Regions from separate parts of the Homo sapiens genome. Here region 1 is linked to region 2. A link is a loop called in an ENCODE intact Hi-C map of the cell type or tissue named here. Cell type or tissue: HepG2. All regions are shown on one strand. Links, peaks and the distances in the headings refer to the core of each region. The heading gives the core; the rest is flanking DNA. Region 1 has its middle 18 kb from the start of FLJ32255. Region 2 holds the start of SELENOP (selenoprotein P).

What was found. A loop is a pair of places that touch in the nucleus more often than their neighbours do. Peaks named below come from ENCODE experiments on the same cell type or tissue, not always from the same donor. Only the 100,000 strongest peaks of a DNase experiment are listed, where the experiment ranks them.
Region 1: a loop joins it to region 2, with 2.4 times the contacts of the local background. A loop is called at or near these places in 2 of 110 quality-filtered maps.

The regions. Positions count from the first base shown.
Region 1 is chr5:43,007,999-43,014,029 of GRCh38, forward strand. No RefSeq gene overlaps it. Among named protein-coding and RNA genes, the nearest start is that of FLJ32255, 18 kb to the left of the region's middle. RefSeq lists enhancers at 1-183, 2,187-2,687 and a silencer at 159-248. In HepG2, for the core only: CTCF peaks have their summits at 675, 2,351 and 2,862; DNase peaks (open chromatin) are centred at 723, 1,873, 2,314 and 2,863; H3K4me3 peaks cover 2,529 bases.
Region 2 is chr5:42,810,044-42,825,527 of GRCh38, forward strand. It overlaps SELENOP (selenoprotein P), which reads right to left and starts at 1,849. Exons shown (of 5, transcript NM_005410.4): 1 at 1,793-1,849. RefSeq lists an enhancer at 2,008-2,573. In HepG2, for the core only: no CTCF peak of the experiment used is centred there; DNase peaks (open chromatin) are centred at 1,978 and 3,748; H3K4me3 peaks cover 4,811 bases; H3K27me3 peaks cover 487 bases.

The DNA of each region.
Region 1 (6,031 bases), core at 391-5,390, 200 kb after region 2:
GCTTAGAAGCAAAAATCCTGCATCAATAGCAAATGCGGACACTGAACGACTAGCGGAGTACCCAGCGGCAAACTTTAGTTTTTGGTGCAGTTAAGGTATTGCCACTAAGAAATCGTCGTCTCTGAGAAATATCGAGGCTTGGAAGGTTGTACAGTGCTTCCACCGAGAAAGCACCTACCCAATGAAACGCCTGTGGCAGAAAAACCGAGCCCAAGCCCTTCCAGCGAAAGTGCTGAAAGAGCGCCTCCTCGGCCAATCACTGGGCTGAGACCGTGAGACAGCCAGCCCGGGGAAAGTGGCGGCGCTAGGAGAGGGGAAGCGTTACCACAAAGCACTTCTGAGTCTTGTGAACAAGAAACGTTCTGGGTTGTTTTGTTTTTGAGAAGGAGCCTCGCTCTGTCACCCAGGCTGGAGTTCAGTGGCGCAATCTCGTCTCATTGCAACCTCCGCCACCTGGGTTCAAGCATACTGCCTCAGCCTCCCGAGTAACTGGGATTGCAGGCACGCGCCACCACGGCCAGCTAATTATTGTATTTTTAGTACAGACGGGGTTTCACCCGCTGGCCAGGCTGGTCTCGAACTTCTGACCTCGAGTGATCCACCCGCCTCAGCCTCCCTAAGTGCTAGGATTACAGGCGTGAGCCACAGCGCCCCGCCGAAACGTTCTGTTGTGTTCAGCGCTTCCAGCGGTGCAGCAGCCGAGAAAACACTGAGTCTCCGCTATTGGCGAAAGTGCTGATGCGAAACTGCTGGCTCGACATAGGCACAGAGCCGCGGAAGAGAACCCTAGAGACCAGGCACCAGCTCTGCTCCCCGACTCACGGGAGAAAGCTAGTTAGTAGGAAGCTGAGACATGATACTCAAAATCAGTAGAAGAAATTATGCCACATTTACTCTCCTGGGGAAGGCAGTGGGTAAGAAAAAATAAAATACATAACATTTACATAAAAAATAAAATAAATTTTTAAAGCAAACAGAAATGAAAATAAAATACACCAGTAACCTCGCTCCCAGAAAAAGACACATCAAAAAAAATTTTTTTGAGTATACAAAACATACAAATAACCCTACAAAGAAATTGCAGTGTTGAACGATGCGATCCTACGGCTATATTTGTATTAGCACTAAACCTGTGCCTCTTGCGCCTATTCGAAAATTCCTCGGATTAAGAAGAAACAGCCATGGCTAAACCGGTATTTGCGACACCAAAAAGTTCCTGTAGCCTAGACACCTCAACTTCTGCATGAGTGAAAAATCACAAGCACAGCCAGGGCGAGAATCTCTATTGTGAAATCACACTTGGTATGACTAAAAGATTTCAGGCACTGCTAAATTTTTTTTTTAATTACATTCTCCAGTACCCAGATTTCTACAAGACTTAAAAACCGTACGAACGGCTATAATGGGGGTTCCTATTACAAAACAGGAACTTGCAACGACTACGTAGGCACGGTTAAAGCCAGCATTGTTACAACTAGAAATCGAAACTGGAATAAATCTCAACTTGCTACGCTAAGAAATAGCTAAACCCTGACTTGGTCAGACTAAGAAATCGGGAGTTTGAGAGCAGCCCGGGCAACATGGCGAAACCCCGTCTCTACAAAAAATTCTGGGTGTGGCGATGGGGAGCCTGTAATCCCAGCTGCTGGAAAGACTGAGGCGGGAGAATTACTGGAGGTTGCAGTGAGCCGAGATCGCACCACTGCACTCCAGCCTGGGAGACAAAAATGGACAAACAAACCAACAAACAAAGTTAACATTCTGAATAGGTTTATCAACATAAAGACACTGCTAGCTAACATTGGCTAGCCTCTCTAGATCTGCTAGAGATGTTTGCCTTTCTAGATCTGCTTACCATGCTTCAGTCACCTCTATGTTGCAAGAAGTAACCTGCATGGACTGCACTGGAGAGCTACTTTTGCTCCCAGGATTCTGATTGAGTTTAGGCACTGAAAGACACCAGCTGTTCAGAGATATGGAGTAGACCTTGCTTTGTTCCCCCTGGGCCTCAGTATATTGAATTATTTTACCTGAAGTCAAAATTAGGCTGCACTGCGGCTCCAACAGTTCCAGCAGACACAGGGAGGGCAGCACTGAAAGGGCAACACTTCGTCCTGGACATCTCAAAGTCCAGCCCCCGGTGATCCCGGCAGCCATCCGCCAGACCCTCTGAGGCCACATCTGCCTCACTTCTCAACTGAGCCATCTTCCCAGCATAAACAGCCGCTGCTTCCTCCTCCTCCGCCCTCTCCTCACATCCCCTGTGAATCTGAAGCCTGCAGGCAGGAAAAAGCAGCCCTTTTTCCCTCCAACATCCCCACCCTCACCTCTCAGGAGTAGAGTGTGCTTAGTGCGCCCCCAGCCCTGTCAGTTCTTCCGACTCTTATTCCAACTCGGGAGCCCTCCCAGGCGCCTATCCTAACTGGACCTTAGGGACCTTGAGTCTACTGAAGCCAGGAAGCCCACCCCTTGAAAACCTCCGGTGACTTCACAAGGATACCCAGCCCCTAGTCGGGCAAGAGACCATTCTCTGGGGAAAGAAAATTCTGTGGTGGCTTGTAGGTTCCTCTTTCTTTTCTCTGACCTCTTTTCTCAGTTCTGCTCATTTCACTCCTCTAGTGGGAAGACCTCAACCCTCCTCTCCCTTCCTCTACCCACTGTCAAGGTACACACACACACACACACACACACACACACACACACACAGACACATCCACCTGGGGCTGCTCGACGTTTTCCTCCTCTGTCTTCCCTGGAGTCTTCCCTTGTCTTTCCTGTGCAGCAGAAGGTGGATGGTGATTCTCATCCACCTTCAATGCCCTATACTCCCCACACGGAGGAGACACATTGGTGAAATAGGATTGATTTTTGTCCCCTGGTGGACCAGCAGATGTCCTGGTTTCTGCCTCACACACCAAAGGAAGTGCTTGACTGCTTTTTTCAGCTTGGGTTAACCTGCTGATCCATCAGCATAGCTTGTTACAGATATAATCCAGGTTATGTACGTGTGCTGGAGACAGCCACATGCCACCCTGGAAGTCCCTCACGGCTCTTCCTGGTCTTCTTTTCTCAGCCAGGAGATAGAGGAAAAGCGTCAGTGGGGCTGGGAAATCAATGACTGCCTGAGTTTCCTAACTTCCACATCACTTCTGGAGCCATGCCAGTTAGGGATCTCACCAGTCCTTTAATGTGCCCTGGGGGAGACCATTGTAATAGCACTTGAAATCCCAGAGACAGCAAGGGTCCCACTGAAAGCACCTGGCACAGTATTCTCTGGTAGAATTTGGAATCCAGTTTTCCATTGACTGTTGTCAATTTTGAAACCCAAAGAAATCAGCACATGTGCTGCTGCTCTTCTGGGAGGTCCAGCAGACACAGGGTCAAATTCTGTAAAATAGTTGATGAGATTTATTGTGAACCAAATGTGAGTGACCATTAGCCCATGAAACAGCCATCAGGAGATCCTGAGAACATGTGCTTCAGGTGGTCAGTGCACAACTTGGTTTATATATATTTTAGGAAGTCATGAGATCAATACATTTAAGGTGTTGTACATTGGTTCAGTCCAGAAAGGCAGTACAACTGGAAGCATGATCTTTCAAGTTGGAGAGGTTCAAAAATTTTATGATTGGCAATTTGTTGCAATAACTATTATCTCTAGAAAGGAATGCCTGGGTTGCCATAAGGTGTTCCAGAGACAAAGGTGTCGCAGATGAAGCCTCCAGGTGGAAGACTTCAGAGAGATAGATTGTAAATGTTTCTAACCAGACTTAAAGAGTCTGTTCTATCAATAATTTTAAAAGAGAGGAGAATATAATGAGGCATGTCTGACTCCCCCTTCCCAGCATGGCTTGAAACTACTTTTTCAGTCTAACTTTGGAATGCCCTTGGCGGAGAAGAGGGGTCCATTCAGATGTTGGTGGCAGGGGGCTTCAAATTTTATTTTTGGTTTACAATAGCAATGAAGTAATAACCACATTCAAGTTTAGTAAATGAGTGAGCCCTCATCTACTATGGTTATGTTTGTGTCCTGGTCTGAAAACCAATTTTTTTTTTTTATTGTTTTCTGGAATTATTCCTGGACATGAGGACTCTACCTGTCAGAGTTCAGTTAGGAAAAGAAACCAAAGCAGCCCACACCGTGAGAGCCAAGCTAATGTGCTGCCATCCCACTGCCAAGCCATAACCAGAATGACTGTTCATCTTTTTATTGCCTCATGTCCCACTAAGCCTGCCTACCATTGTGACCCTGTTGGTAAGGCAAATTTAGAAATGGAGGTTTTAGGAGTCCAGGCCCACAACTCAAGGGAGGAAACAAAAAGGCATAAATGTGCCTAACCACGAAGAATAAACACAGTAAAATAATAACTAAATGTGTTTTAAAAGCTAAATTTTAAAGATGTTTTTTTGGGTGGGGGAGATGGAGTCTTGCTCTGTTGCCCAGGCTGGGGTGCAGTGGCGGGATCTCAGCTCACTGCAACCTCCGCCTCCCAGGTTCACACCTTTCTCCTGCCTCAGCCTCCCAAGTAGCTGGGACTACAGGCGCCCGCCAACATGCCCGGCTAATTTTTTTGCATTTTTAATAGAGATGGGGTTTCACCGTGTTGGCCAGGATGGTCTCGATCTCCTGACCTTGTGATCTGCTCGCCTCGGCCTCCCAAAGTGCTGGGATTACAGGCGTGAGCCACCGCGCCCAGCCTTTTTTTTTTTTTTTTTTTTTTGAGACAGAGTTTTGCTCTTGTTGCCCAAGCTGGACTGCAGTGGCGCAATTTTGGCTCACGGCAATCGCTGCCTCCCGATTCAAGCGATTCTCCTGCCTGAGCCTCCCGAGTAACTGGGATTACAGGCATGCGCCACCATGCCTGGCTAATTCAGTAGAGATGGGGTCTCATCATGTTGGTCAGGCTGGTCTTGAACTCCTGACCTCAGGTGATCTGCCTGCCTCGGCCTCCCAAAGTGCTGGGATAACAAATGACTTCTTTTAACACAAAAACCCAATGTACTATCACTGTACTAACTACAAGATTAGACAACAAAAAAACCATTTTATTACATGACACTATGCCATAGGCAATGAGTTCCTCTAATTGAGCACAGTTTAAAAGTTGAGACATGACCATTTTCATTTGCATCCATGAAGCTCTGTGGCTGTATGTATAATCTCAATTGGAGGAAAAATCTAACATCTACATTTGAGGCTCATGAGTCTGAGGCCTTGTTCGATTGGCCCTCCTGTGGATATCCCCTCGCCCCACTGGCCCCAAGCCTACACATCTTATTAGATTTGAGCTTAGTCCTCTGAGTGGGGTCTTGGAACCAGGAGCCTGGCTCTTGGAATATCTCCATTAATGTTTGCTGAGTTTTTAAATACATTTTTTCTTTTTTTTTTTTTCTGAGACGGAGTCTCGCTCTGTCGCCCAGGCTGGAGTGCAGTGGCGCGATCTCAGCTCACTACAAGCTCTGCCTCCTGGGTTCACGCCATTCTCCTGCCTCAGCCTCCCGAGTAGCTAGGACTACAGGTGCCCACCACAACGCCCGGCTAATTTTTTGTATTTTTAGTAGAGATGGGGTTTCACCATGTTAGCCAGGATGGTCTCGATCTCCTGACCTCGTGATCCACCCACTTCGGCCTTCCAAAGTGCTGGGATTACAGGCGTGAGCCACCACGCCCAGCCTTAAATACATTTTTTCAAAAGTAGGGATTAGAGGATAGCAGTTAGGTTCTAATGAGAGAAAAGAGATTGAAAATGTGAACGGGGTTTCCAAATGCTGCTCCACTTATTTTTTAGATATCAGACTCTGCAATCCCCTTCCTACATTTATCCCTGCATGGCAATTTTTACCAAGTGCTTCAATAATATAATCCAACTTACAAATATTTATAATATTCACCTGAATTCAATATTGTGAACTTAAGAGCCATATGTCTTCAATAACCCCTTAACAGCCATCTGATTATGATTCAAATCCAGGAATTCTAATTCATTCTGGAAGCAGATACCTCTCAGATCCACTCTGAGTATACTCAAGT
Region 2 (15,484 bases), core at 1-5,000:
ATGTCAGTTAATCCTTAAAACAATTATGTGACCATTATCCCCTTTTGCAGTTGAGAAAAACCATGGCTAAGAGTTTAGGTAACTTGTCTATGATCACACAGAGAGAAAGTCAGTCACAAAAGAGACTGGATTAAAACTAGTTCTGTCAAATCCTAAGCTACATCTTAGCTACTGCAATATATTGAGAGTTTTTAGATAGATCACCTTGTAATAACTATAGCCGCCAACTATTTTTGTTTATGCACTAAGATGCCAAAGAAAACATAAAAATAATTCAAGCTGTTTTATTTCTTAATAGAAAGGCTAGGTTTTCTCTGTTTCCTAGACCACAAATTCAGTAGTTACAGAACCTTGGCAAAAAATCAGCACTTGGTTTTTTCACTTTGCCACAGAGCACATATTTATTTATCTATTTATTTATTTATTTATTTTTTGAGACGGAGTCTTGCTCTGTTACCCAGGCTGGAGTGCAATGGCGCAATCTCAGCTCACTGCAAACTTCGCCTCCCGGGTTCAAGCAATTCTCCTACCTCACCCTCCCAAGTAGCTGGGATTACAGGCTCTCGCCACCACGTCCTGCTAATTTTTTTATTTTTAGTAGAGACGGGGTTTCACCATGTTGGCCAGGCTGGTCTTACACTCCTCACCTCGTGATCCGCCTGCCTTGGCCTCCCAAAGTGCTGGGATTACAAGCGTGAGCCACCGCGTCCAGCCCAGAGCACATATTGCAAGTAGCTGAATGGTGAATACAAATGAAAAGACTGTTTCACTCATTTCCCTCATTTAGGTTTATGATGAAAAAATAACCCATTGGCAGAGAGTTGTAGCTTAAGAGTTCACACTTTCGGATTTCTTCTGTCATTATAATCAACAGGCTGCTCAATTTTGTTTTCTTAAAATTATTTCTTACACCGTAAACCTTTGATAATTATAGTTGTCAGACAGCTATATAAAAATAATGAAGATAAATAACAAAATTGGGTTTCCTGGAAGCTGATCCAATAAGAATTGAAAAGTAGTTGTAAATTTCACTATGTCACCACTTTTCAATTGCGAAACTTAAATTTCATGGCCACATTCAGACCTACATTTATTTAAAATTACTCATTAAAAAGCAGGATATGTACAAACTTTCTCTGTCCTCCACCTCTGAACTTTAGGCCAGCATCTGAAAGCCCCTAATTCACCTGAATGCTCTCATTCACCATTTAAAATACAAAAGTTTGCATTTAATCACAGACCACCTAATTGTTGACATGGGTTTTAGCTTCTTTAAGGGTGACCACTTCTGCACTGTGGACTGAACCTACTGTACCCCATTCCACCACTTTTTCTTCTGAAACTGCTCACAATATCCCTGGACATTTCTACAACACTAGAATGAGCATATTTCAGTGTCTGCTCTTCAAATCCAAATGGCTGGGTTTTTTCCCTGTTTGTTCTTACTCTGCCCTTCAGTGGAAAATATTTAAATTTGAACATATAATACTGCCTATGTAACATCACAACAGATTATAGAATAAAAGGTTTGGATTTCTCCAGCTTCCTCTGCTCTCAGCTGTGCAGAAGACAGGGCAGAAATCAAGAACTGACAAATGTGCGCACTGGGAACTTCACCTACCACACCTAAGTTCAGACTCTTCTTATTCTTTTTCTCTTTTATTATTTTTATTTCCTCTATCCACCAGTTTTCTGAATCTATTCTATGGAAAAAAACAATTTATCAGACTCAAAAAATATTTACCAAACTTTAAAAGAATAAAGTATCAGAAAACACGAAGTTCCTACTTACACAACCACTTCCAACGGGCCTGCTTCCTTTCTCTTTGCTTTACTCTGGCAGCTCCACAAAGCCACAGCAGCACACTCTGATATTTATAGTCCTGTTGTTTACCTCACCCCTCAGGTATAGTCCAAAGTTCAATGTTCATTCTTGCAGTGACCTTGCAAGCAGAGCAAACCCCTGAGCTGATTGTTATCAACTTAAAAGAAAGTAGCAAGTGCTGCCATGCATAATATGGGGAAAACATTTTGACAATTACTAATTTATTCCCTATCCTTTTCAGTCACCCTAGAATCTAGGATTTAATGGTACAGTCGGGGGCGGGAGGAAGGGCTAAGGGTAAACAAGGCCTCCAAGTTGCCTTCTTTCCCAAACTATAACAGGGAAAAACATTTGCTGAGCCAGCGAATTATGCTGCTGCTTTAAAAAAAAAAAAAAAAGAGAGAGAGAAGCTTTTTTTTCCTTTTGTTTTGCTTCTTGCAGTGATGAGGTGCTAGCTTAGCCCACACAGTGTGACCTTTGTTAGAAAAGTCACCTGCTGTTACAAGTTACTCTGGTCTCCTGTTGTTACAGACTTACACGTCGATTGTGTTCTATGTTTATAACTTGAATTCATATGGGATTTCACAGGACCACTGCTCTTTTCTTGTTAATTTAAGGAAATAGAAAAATAGACTTCCTATCTGAGGGAAATCAGACCTCATTTTTATTGTCACTGAAGTCGTACTTCCTGGAAGACCTATGCATCCCCAGAATTTTTTGAGGATCGAATATAAAATCTTTACAAATGTGAATACCATAAAAATAAAAATTAAAGGTAGTAGTTGGACATGGAAAGAGTGTGGAAATTTCAAGATGTACAAATGAAATAGCTAATTCCTACTATTTCAGAAGAGGGTATTTTCTTTCTGGTAACGCTTGTAAGTTGGCATGCTCACTGTAGGTGAGGTAAGGAGCAATGTCAAATGATGTCATTCCTAGATAGCAATGGTTTTCGAGTAGGCCTTGCTTTTTTCATCAATTAATTTTTTTCCAAATAATCCCCCACTGATTGCTGTATGCTGAATACTGTTGTACAAGGTGCAGGAACTACAAAGAGACTCAGATGTTATCCTTCCTTTCAAGAAACTTCCTATCAAATTAGGAGGTTACCATTTGAAATCCAAGTTCTCTTTACTTGCCCTGAGCAGTTGTTACTTGCCTTTTGGGGTCCCATATCTCTTTGAGAATCCAGTTAAAATGCACATATACATAATCATTTTTTTAAAGAGTGTCATTAAAAAAATCTTTGTACAAAGCAGATATTCCTCCCTGTAGTTCATTTCCTTGACCAATTTAAGTAGTCATATTGAGGAAAGAGAGAGACCCTCTCATATTGTTTTATACTCAGTACCTGTTTTAAGGAAAAAAAAAAACAAGGATGTGAAATCAAAGACAGGCAGCCCGGTGCCAGGCCCAAACCAGGCCTGGGCCTGCCTGGCCTAAACCCAGTAGTTAAAAATCAATTCATAACTTCGAAACCGATGTTATTCATAGATTCCAGACATTGTACAGAAGAACACTGTGAAACTCCCTGCCCTGTTCTGTTTCTCTCTGACCACCGGTGCACGCAGCCCTTGTCATGTACCCCTTGCTTGCTCCAATCAATCACAACCCTTACATGTGAAATCTTTAGTATTGTGAGCCTTTAAAAGGGACAGAAATTGTGCACTCGGGGAGCTCGGATTTTAAGGCAGTGGCTTGCCCACGCTCCCAGCTGAATAAAGCCCTTCTTTCTACAACTCAGTGTCTGAAAGGTTTTGTCTGCAGCTCGTCCTGCTACATTTCTTGGTTCCCTGACCAGGAAACGAGGTAACTGATAGACATAGACGGCAGAGCTAACCCGTTAGGCGGCTTAGGCCTGTCCTGTGGAGCGTCCCTGCAGGGGACTCCAGTCAGCCTGAGTGACGCGATCCAAAGAACGCTCCCGGGTAGGAAATTGCCCCGGTGGAATGCCTTGCCAGAGCAGCGCATAGCAGGCCCCTGCAGAGGATTAACACGGTGGCTGAACACCGGAAAGAACTGGCACTTGGAGTCGCGACATCTGAAACTTGGTAAGACTAGTCTTTGGAACTTGCCCCACTCCATCTGAGTGGAAGTGTGGCCTGATCACCCACGGCGTGCCTGTATTGGCACTTTTGTTCTGGTTTTGACTTGGCTTGACTTGGTAAGACTAGTCTTTGGAACTTGCCCCACTCCATCTGAGTGGAAGTGTGGCCTGATCACCCACAGCGTGCCTGCATTGGCACTTTTGTTCTGGTTTTGACTTGGCTTGACTTGGTAAGACTAGTCTTTGGAACTTGCCCCACTCCATCTGAGTGGAAGTGTGGCCTGATCACCCACAGCGTGCCTGCATTGGCACTTTTGTTCTGGTTTTGACTTGACTTGAATTGCTGGATACTTTGGTTTTGATTTTGACTTGGCTTGAATTTTTTGGTACTCGGATTTTGAATTTCGTGATTTTGGTTTGGTATAAACGGTAAAAGTGTGTGTGCAGCCTCTTTACCCGTTCTTTTTCTTGTGGTGAGTGTGTGTGGTGTGAGCGTGGTATTTTGTCTCGGAAAAAAAACATGGGTCAGGCACAAATAAGCCCACCCCACTAGGAACTATGTTAAAAGAAAATTTTCAAGAAAGAATTTAAGGGAGATTACGGTGTTACTGTGACACCAGGAAAACTTAGAACTTTGTGTGAAATAGACTGGCCAGCATTAGAGGTGGGTTGGCCATCAGAAGGAAGCCTGGACAGGTCCTTTGTTTCAAAGGTATGACACAAGGTAACCTGTAAGCCAAGGCACCCAGACCAGTTTCAGTACATAGACAATTACAGCTGCTTTTAGACCCCCTTCCCCGCTACAGTAGTTAAGAGAACAGCAGCATAAGCGGCTGGCAGAGGCAAGGAAAGACCAGCAGAGAGAAAAAGAGGCCATCTATACCAATTCTAAGTTAATTTAGACTAAACAAGGTCTTATTAATAGCAAAGGATAATTGAAATCCCAAACTTACAAGGTTTTCAACAAAAGTGAAGTTTGCTAAAAGTTAACAGTGTAACATGTATTATGGTAACTTCTAATCTTGTGGCCTTAGACTGTCTAGTCCAAAGACATAAAGAAAGTTCGCTTTAAAAAAAAAAAAAAGGAATGGTTATCTTAAAAAAAAAACAGGAAAAAAAAAAGGGGGGGAGGCAGAATTTATGTAAAAAGAGTGTTATAAGGTAAATTCTTCTCCTAAAATAAATTAACTGGTTGTTAAAAAAAAAACACTGTTTGTAATAAGTCAGAAAGTTGAGACATGTTAAAAAATTGTCTGCGAAAGTCGTAAAAGAAAATGTTATAAAAAAATTTTTATGCAAAAAATGTTGTATAATTTAAAAGTAATAAGGCCTCCTGAGTACTATTAAAGAAACTGTTTATGTACAAGGTGTATAAGAAAAGTAAAATATAACTTTGGTAAAAAAAATTATAAGGAGGCATAAGAATTAATTTTTACCTACATTAAAAGGTTAAAAAAATTATTGTTTTAACAGTTTAAGCAAGTTTTAAAATATTAATTTTAAAGAAAATTCTGTGGGTAAACATATTAGCTAAAGTTAAAAAGGTATCATCCAGTTTTTCTGTGAACTGGACATTAAAGTAAAAATGCAACAGGTTTTTCTTAAAGCATCAACTTGCTCTTTAACAAAAATTATAAAAGATTAAAAAGAGTCTATAAAATCTTACCTTATGGTCAAACATAAAAAATTGGATAAATATGTCTACAAGGTTTTATTAAAATTAAGTTTAACATTAATAACACACTAATAAAAAGGTAAAACTTAACTCATCTGGTATAGAAATCATACAAGAAGCATTATTAAATATAAAATGGTGTTTAGCTTTCTTTGATTTAAAAACTAATAAAAATTGGTGCTGAAGGAAACATTCATTTTACTAGAGGATCATAGAAGTTGAAGACTTAAAACAAACTTTGGCAATTAAGACAGCATACCAAGATGCAAATGCCTGGTTGGAATGGATCAAATATTCCATCTGCACATTAAACAAAAGCAATTGTTATGCTTGTGCACATGGCAGGCCAGAGGCCCTGATTGTCCCCCTTCCACTAAGGTGGTCCTTCAGTTGACCAGGTGTGGGCTGCATGTAGCTCTTTTCCAGGATTCTGCAGCCAGGAGTAATAAGTCATGCCAAGCTCTCTCTGCTATATCCCGAAGTCCCTGCCAGTCAGCCCCCGAGGGCCATCCAGCTTCCGTCTCCCAACACTAAGTTCACTTCTTGTCTCTCACAGCAGGGAGGAGACTTAGCATTCCTTGTAGACCTGAAGGGATGCAGTGAGCTTAAGAATTTTCAAGAGCTTATCAATCTGTCTTCCCTTGTTCATCCCTGAGCAGATGTGTGGTGGTATTGTGGTGGACCTTTACTGGGCACTCTGCCGAATAACTAGAGTGGCACTTGTCCTTTAGTCCATTTGGCTATCCCTTTCACCCTGGCATTTCATCAACCAGAGGAAAAAAAATAATAATAAGACATCATAAAGCAAGAGAAGCCCCTTATAGGTCTTTCAACTCTCACATCTATTTAGATGCAATTGGAGCCCCGCAAGGAATACCAGATTAATTTAAAGCTTGAAATCAAATAGTTACAGGATTTAAGTCAATATTTTAGTAGATGACAGTCAATAAAAATGTAGATTAGATGAACTACATCTATTACAACCAACAGCAATGAGCTTTTCATGAGTTAAAAAGAAAAACTCATGTCGGCCCCAGCCCTGAGGCTACCTGGCCTGACAAAACTCTGTACACTCTATGTGTCAGAAAGAAAAAAATTGGCAGTTGGAGTTTTAACCCAGACTGTAGGGCCCTGGCCAAGGCCAGTGGCCTATCTCTCAAAACAACTGAATGGGGTTTCCAAAGGCTGGCCCCCATGTCCAAGGACCCTGGCAGCAACGGCCCTGTTAGCACAAGAAGCAGATAAGCTAACTCTTAGGCAAAACCTAAACATAAAGTCCCCCCAATGTTGTGGTGATTTTAATAAATACCAAAGGACACCATTAGCTAATGAATGCTAGACTAACAAGAGACCAAAGCTTGCTCTGTGAAAATCCCCGCATAACCATTGAAGTTTGCAACATCCTAACCCCGCCACATTACTCCTGATATTAGAGAGCCCAGTTAAACTTAAACTATGTAGAGGTGTTGGACTCAGTTTATTCTAGTAGGCCCAACCTCTGAGACCACCCTTAAACATCAGTAGACTGGGAGCTGTACGTGGATGGGAGCAGCTTCGCCAACCGCTGCAAAGTGACTCTGAAGAAGACCACAAGCCCTGCTCCAGTCACACACGGAAGCTGACTGGTTCACGCATGGCCGAAGCATGAGGAAACTCATCGTGGGACTCATTTTCCTTAAAATTTGGACTTGTACAGTAAGGACTTCAACTGACCTTCCTCAGACTGAGAACTGTTCCCAGTATATACATCAAGTCACTGAGGTAGGACAAAAGATTGCTACAGTCCTATTATTTTATGGTTATTATAAGTGTACCAGGACTCTAAAAGAAATTTGTTTGTATAATGCTATTCTATCCAAGGTATGTAGCCCAGGAAATAACCAACCTGATGTGTGTTATGACCCATTTTAAGCCTCCCATGATCACAGTTTTTAAAATAAAATTAAGGACTTGTCCTTTTCTAGGTGACACAAGTAAGGTAATAGCTAGAACAGAAGAAAGAGGGGTCCCCAAAAATCTAACCTTAAAATTTGACGCTTGTGCTGCTATTGATAGTAAGCAGCATGGAATAAGATGCAGTTCTCTAAATTGGAAAAAAAGTTACACAGTAAAAAAATAAGTATATCTGTCAAAAATCATATTTTTATGAGATGTGTCAATACTGGTCTCGTGTCATTTAGGCTACTTGGAAAAAAGATAAAAAAAATCCTGTTTGGCTCCAAAAAGGAAAAATCAGCCCCCTCCTGCATGAGTGGGAGCTGCAACCCTTTAGAACTGATAATCACAAACCCCTCAGAACCAAAGTGAAATGAAGGAAAATATGTAACATTAGGCATTGATGGAAGAGGACTAGATCCTAGTGTAAGCATCCTAATAAAAGGAGGGGTTCAAAGATGCTCTCCAGAACCAGTATTTCAGACTTCCTATGATAAACTAAATGTGCCAGTACCAGAGACTCCAGGAAAAACCAGAAATTTGTTTTTGCAATTAGCCGAGCATGTAGTCCAGTCTTTAAATGTCAATTCATGTTATGTTTGTGGAAAAACTGTAGTAAGAGTTTCCATAAGAAGAACTTCCATAAGAAGCCCGAGAATTAGTTCCTACAGACCCAGTTCCTGATGAATTCCCAGCCCAAAAGAACCACCCTGACAATTTTTAGGTCCTAAAAGTCTGAATTATTAGACAGTGTTGCATAGCTAGAGAAGGAAAAGGATTCACTCATCCTATAAGGCGGCTTAGTTGTCTTAGGCAAAAGCTGTATAATGGTACCACAAATACAGTTACATGGTGGAGTTCCAATTACACAGAAAGAGATCCATTCAGTCAATTTCCAAAGTTGCAGACTGCTTGGGCCCACCCAGAATTCCACCGGGACTGGACGGCCCCCACCAGGTTATACTGGATATGTGGACACAGAGCTTATGCTAAGCTGCCTGATCAGTGGACAGGTAGCTGTGTAATTGACACCATTAAACCATCTTTCTTCTTACTGCCCATAAAAGCAGGGGAACTTCTGGGCTTCCCAGTCTATGCTTCCCGCAAAAAACAAAGCATAGCCATAGGTGATTGGAAAGATGATAAATGGCCCCCTGAAAGAATCATACAATACTATGGACCCACCACTTGGGCACAAGATGGCTCTTGGGGATATCGGACCCCCATCTACATGCTCAACGGAATCATACGGTTACAAGCTGTTTTCGAAATTATTACTAATACAACCGGTCAAGCCTTGACTGTTCTTGCCCAGCAGGAGACTCTGATGAGAAATGCTATCTATCAAAATAGACTAGCTCTTGACTACTTGCTAGCAGCTGAAAGAGAAGTTTGTGAAAAATTTAACTTTACTAATTGTTTTCTACACACAGGTGATCAAGGGCAAGTAGTTAAAAATATAGTTAAAGATATAACAAAACTGGCACATGTACCCATACAAGTGTGGCACGGACTCAATCCAGGATCCATGTTTAAAAATTAGTTCCCAGCAATAGGAAGATTTAAAACTCTTATAATAGGAGTTATAATAGTAATAAAAACCTGCTTACTGCTCCCTTGTTTACTACTTTTACTTCTTCAAATGATAAAAAGCTTCATTGCTACCTTAGTTCACCAAAATGCTTCAGCACAAGTGTACTATATGAATCACTATCAATCTATTGCACAAAAAGACATAAGTAGCAAAAATAAGAGTGAGAACTCCCACTAATAAAAAGTGAGAGTCTCAAAGGGGGAAAATGAGGAAAGAGAGCGACCCTCTCATATTGTTCTATATTGTTTTATACTCAGTACCTGTTTTAAGGAAAAAAAAAAAAAAAGAAAGTGAAATCAAAGACAGGCAGCCCGGCGCCAGGCCCAAAACCAGGCCTGGGCCTGCCTGGCCTAAACCCAGTAGTTAAAAATCAATTCATAACTTAGAAACCGATGTTATTCATAGATTCCAGACATTGTATAGAAGAACATTCTGAAACTCCCTGCCCTGTTCTATTTCTCTCTGACCACCAGTGCATGCAGCTCCTGTCACGTACCCCTTGCTTGATCAAATCAATCATGACCCTTTCTTGTGAAATCTTTAGTATTGTGAGCCTTTAAAAGGGACAGAAATTGTGTACTCAGGGAGCTCAGAATTTAAGGCAGTAGCTTGCCGATCCTCCCTGCTGAATAAAGCCCTTCCTACTATAACTCGGTGTCTGAGAGCTTTTGTCTGCGGCTCATCCTGCTACATTATTGGTCTATCTGCAATCAGAAAGCAGGTGTTTCACTATGTCCTCTTTTCTTTACATGTGAGCTTAGCAGGAACCTCCTGACCCAAAAGAATTTCATCCAAGTGTTCAAGTTGATTGTTATCAACTTAAAGTAGTTTTGAAAGTTGTTTCAAAAGAAAGTGCCAAGGATTATGTGTATTGAGGCCAGTGTATGTCTAAAACCTCAGGTGACAAAAGGAAAAGATGAGGAGCTTGTAATGTTTGAAAGGAATTTATTCTTAGAGGGCATGGTGTCTCATGCCTATAATCTCAGCTACTCAGGAGGTTGAGATGGGATCACTTGCACCCAGGAGTTCGAGGATACAATGAGCTATGATTGTGATGCAGGATTTTTTGCTTCTTAGCTCAGCTAAAATCTAGGTTCTTGTCTCACAACCAGAAAAAATTAGGCATGCAGACACATTGGAAGGCAGGGAGAGTGGAATTTATTAAAAGAAAGCTCTCAGCAAAAAAAAAATTAAAAAATTAAAATGGGGGGTTCCTGCCAACAGGCTTCCACCTCACAGATTGAATACCAGCCCGCCACACAAGAGCTGAAGAGACAGGGCTCCTCCCCACTCCATAAGGTGAGAATTCCCAGTGGCTCCACCCCATTCTCCCAGTGCACAAGGGGACCCCTAGTCGGTTGTGGGCATCTTTAGGCAACCCTCCTGTACACAATGACCTGGGCAGCATTTGGCTGTCTCCTGTCTCTATCAATTGCACCACTGAACTTCAGCCTGGGTGAAAGAGCAAGACCACACCTCTAAAAAAAGAAAATAATAATAATAATAAAATGGGCTGGGAGTGGTGCCTAACACCTGTAATTGCAGCACTTTGGGAGCCCAAGGTGGGTGGATCACCTGAGGTCAGGAGTTCAAGATCAGCCTGGCCAACATGGTGAAACCCCGTCTCTACAAAAAATACAAAAATTAGCCAGGCGTGGTGGCGGGTGCCTGTAATCCCAGCTACTCGGGAGGCTGAGGCAGGAGAATGGCTTGAAACTGGAAGCAGAGGTTGCAATGAGCAGAGATCATGCCCTTGCACTCCAGCCTGGATGCCAAGAGAAACTCCATCTCAAAAAAAGAAAAGAAAGAAAGAAATTGATCCATTCCTAACAGTCTCTTCTGTGCTGGGCAACCTGGCACCAGTCAGCATTTTCAAGAAAGCAGAATTTCCAAACAAACACCAACTCGGTATTATACAAAATTACATTAAATCAAACAAATCAAAGGAACATTTGTTGGTTGCTTATGCTAGGCACAATGCTAAATGTTGGGACTACAGAGATTTAAAAATAAAAACAAAAAATGGTATTTCTTGTTCTCAGGGACCTCAAAATCTGATAGGGTAGACAGACAAGTAAGCAGAAAAAACAAAGTATAAAGCTTGATCCCCTCTAGGATGACTGTAAGCACAAGATTCTGTTGGAAACTTGGAAATGAAGACAGGAGCATTGAACCCAGCCTGGAGATAGGATCAGTATCAGGTTGGTGCACTTTCCAGCAAGTTCAACAGGCATTATCTTGGATTTTACATTCCACCTACAGAATACTCAGCAAACCTGACCACAGCACTGCCTAGACCAGGGGTGTCCAATCTTTTGGCTTCCCTAGGCCAGATTGAAATAATTGTCTTGAGCCACACATAAAATACGCTAACACTAACAATAGCTGATGAGCTAAAAAAAATTTTAAAACACTATGTATAAAGACGGTCATTCTCTATTTATTATTCCACAATGCTTTTAATTTAAGCATCATGGAAATCTTTCCCCGTCATAGACATTCTTCTGTGTCAGTGTGTATAGAGTTACCTCATTCTTTTTAAAATGCACATTATTTTATTCTATGAATGGTCTGTAATGTGTATACTCATTTTCCCTTTCTAACTGAAGCAAAGATTTTGTAAATAAGACATTCATTTTTATTTTACAGTTTTCCATGTTTATGTAACTGAAAAATATAAATATTTAAATAAAGCAATCAAATTTAGAATATATACTTTCGCTGATCCGAGAATTAATGAAAAAATGGCAAAATATTTATTCTCTTTGAAAAATGACTCAATTGTCATTTAAGAGTTATAACTATTAAAACAAGCCATGACCTTAGTCCTGAATACATATTTGTGTAGGATTGTCTAATGTTGGGACTCAGAAAAACATACCCAAAATGAAGGCCGCAGAAGCAGCCTCAAAACAGAAATTTTTCTCTGACCTTCTCCTACCCTACTATCTCTCAATCCCATTCTCTCTCAAGGCTAGCCATAAAAACTAGAATCTGTCTTACTCAAGGTGGGTCATAGAAACTAGAACCCCTTTACCCAAAGCCAGCCATAAAATCTAAAAATTTTACTCTAACTTTCCCTCCACTATAACTGCACAAAAACTGGCCACTAAAAAATTAGATAACTAGACTTATCTTGTTTGATTATAGGTCATAAGACCCCCATTCCAGAGAGGGCCCTGTGCCATATCCAAAAAAAGGAATACATGCTCAGAGAGGCGAAGAAAAATCTAGACAGACAGACCTTTCTGAGTTTCCCCACTCAGTCTATTAACATTAGATCATATTTTTTGTCCAATCATGTTTCTACTTGCTGCCCATACTTTGTTAAACCTAAACATAAAAATGGACAATTTCCCCTGTATCTTTGGGTCTTAATTTTAAAGGCTCCCATGTACACATTAATAAATATGTATGCCTTTTCTCCTATTAATATGCATCTTATCAGTGATTTTCTGCAAATCTTCGGAAGGCAAAGGGGAAGTTTTCCCTTTTCCCCTATACTAATCTTTAAGGTACATATTCTAACTTTTACAAGAAGCATAAAATCATGTGTGCACGTATATTTCTGTGTATGTGCATGTGTATGTGTGCATGCATGTGCATTGGAAACCTAGGCCCTGGAGCATGACTCCAGAGTGAGAGTAAACAGAAGACAAGCACATGAACAAAGACTGGGAAGATATGCTCAGAATTAACAGTGGTTCCCCTTCAGAATAAACATGATTTTTAGTTCTTCTTTTTATTTTTATGTATTTTCTAGAAAGTCTAGAATAATAATAGCTATCATTTATTGGATGTTTACTATATTCCAGTCATATTCTGTCTTTTATAGGTAATAAATAACACATTTAATCATCACAATAGTCTTTACCCTGTGAGAAAATAGGTACGAAGATGTTAAGTAACTTGACCTATATTCACAGCTAAAAGATAGAGGAGCTGGGATTCAAACCCAATGGTTTCAGAGCTCCAGAGTTTAACTGCAACAATAAACATGAATTTATTTTTCATCATAAATGTGGATAAGTGTGTATGTACATACAAATATATATATATATATATACACACAGACACACATTTATATATGCATGTATATAAAGGCTAGACACATGCATGCTGAGGCTTGGTACATTTAAATAAATGCATAACACCTTAAGTTGAATTCCATTCTCGTGGTTGCTGGAGAATAGTCATTATAACTATTCTTCAAAAGACCTCATTTGCTAGTCTTTTTCAACTGGACAAAGAAGAAACTAGAGTGAGGAGGACAAAGGCTTTGCACAACTTTTCCTACTACTTGACTAGCAGCAGACTCAGGGCTGCTGAGTCTGCAAGCAATAGGAAAGGCTTTGCAGATTCAGATTGCTTTTTGGAGATTACAATTCTGATCGATTTCAGATGGGCATACTGTACAATTATGAAATGCAGATTTGAAATCCTTTTAGTCAAACTTTATCCAGAAAGCAATTTTGAAATCTCTCTCCTCAACAATCTTCTAGCCTCTGTTTGAACACTACCAGGTCAGAAAGCCCACCACTCAGAGTGGGGCCATGTTCTCTTGCTGAGCCTCACATATTCTAAGTAATGGTCTCCTTACACTAATCTGACATCTCTTGGTGCAAGCTCTGTACTCAACAAAGACACTGAAAAATATATAATCCAAAGCTGATGTGGTTCATCACTTTGCACAGCTCCTTCCTTTTTAATTCTACCTATTTTTGTATGTTCCCACTCCACTTACCCTGTGAGATAACAAAGGTAAAGCTAATATTTAAAAGTAACATGTTTCCATGGAAAACAACTGTTTCTTTTGTGCTCTCATAGTCTGGGGTCATCTTATCCTCTTAAATGTTACAGCGTTTAACTATAAGAGTTAAAAACTAGTGCTAAGTAATGGGCCAATAATATTCCTAAAGTGCTGGGATGTACTGCCATAAAACAAACAAGAACCTAGGTATGTAATATTCCAGGATTCTAATTCCCCAACTCTAACTCCAAACCATCAGACCCTGGCCTCCAGCTCATATATCTTTGACTGCTGGACACATCTGACTGCAGAACATCCTGGACCAAACCTTGGCTACTGCTTCTTAGGATGTTCCAGCTTCAACTTTTGATTTACCACACCCTGGGTTCTGGCTCTGCTCATATTTGGCATCTCCTCATGCCTTCTTGACAATATTTGCATATATATTGTCATTATTTCAATTTCAGGACCGACGCAGTTCATGTTCCTGAAGGCTTACCCAGGCAGATGGTATAAATCCAGATCTCCTTCCCACCTGACTTCCCTCCACTCCTCAGCATGGCTCCTTTATTCCAGCCTCAGGGCCTCTCTCACACATGATCAGCATCTAGGGTTCCAATGTACATGCATGCACATGTACACACATACACATGTGCACACGTACACATGCACACACGTACACATGCACACACGCACTGCACCTTTGTTAACACTATCTTCCTGTCACAAATTGCCTTTCCTTCTACTCTCAGATTCAAATCCTAGCACAGAGTTAAAAGTTCAGGCTCTGGAAATCAGATTGCCTGTGTTTGTATCCGGCTTTTCTACATATTAACTAGATGACCTTGGGCAGGTTACTTAACTCTCAATGTCTAGGTTTCCTCAGGCAAAACGAGAATAATAGTAGTACTCATCTGTGGTGGCACTGCTAAATGTCTATTTGATGTCAATTTCCTTCCTTCTTCACCAATATCCAACTCCATAGCTTTTTAGGCAGCTATGTTGTCAGATGAAAGAAAAACAAAAAGCCTTCATTTCTCAACCAGTTATGCCACTGGGTGTCCATGTGATATCGTTCTAACCAACGAGATGGAGTGGAAATCTGAAGTCTGCTAGAAAATCTTAGGAAAGTTTTCCATTTATTTGCACTTGTTGCTTTTGTTGTCTTTCTACTGGGATGCCAGTGCGATGCCTTAAGTGGACCAGTCATTTTATAACCATGGGGCTAAAAAACACACACTGAGCATGATGCAGCTGAAGGTTAGAAGAAGCTAGAAACTTGATGGTTTCTCACGCATTTGTATCAGCCCCAGACTGCCTACTCCTGAACGTTATTATGTGACGAAGGATGAGTCTTTACTTCATTATGCCACTGTGATTATGATATGGACAAGAGGCAGGGAAATACTGGTTAAAAGAGAGCGGTTCCCTGGCAAAGGCCCCATCCTCAAGCCTGGAAACCTGCAGCCCTAAATAGGAACAGGCATTCCTGTTTTCGTGCCAAATGTTGCCTTTTCCAGGACCACCCTGGCCCACCACACCCCCATCCTGTACCCATAAAAACTCCAAACCTCAGGCTCCATGAGCAGAAGAGCAGCAGAGCAGTGTGGCAGAGGAGAGAGGAGAAAGAGTGTCTGAACATCGAGAGGAGTTCGGCT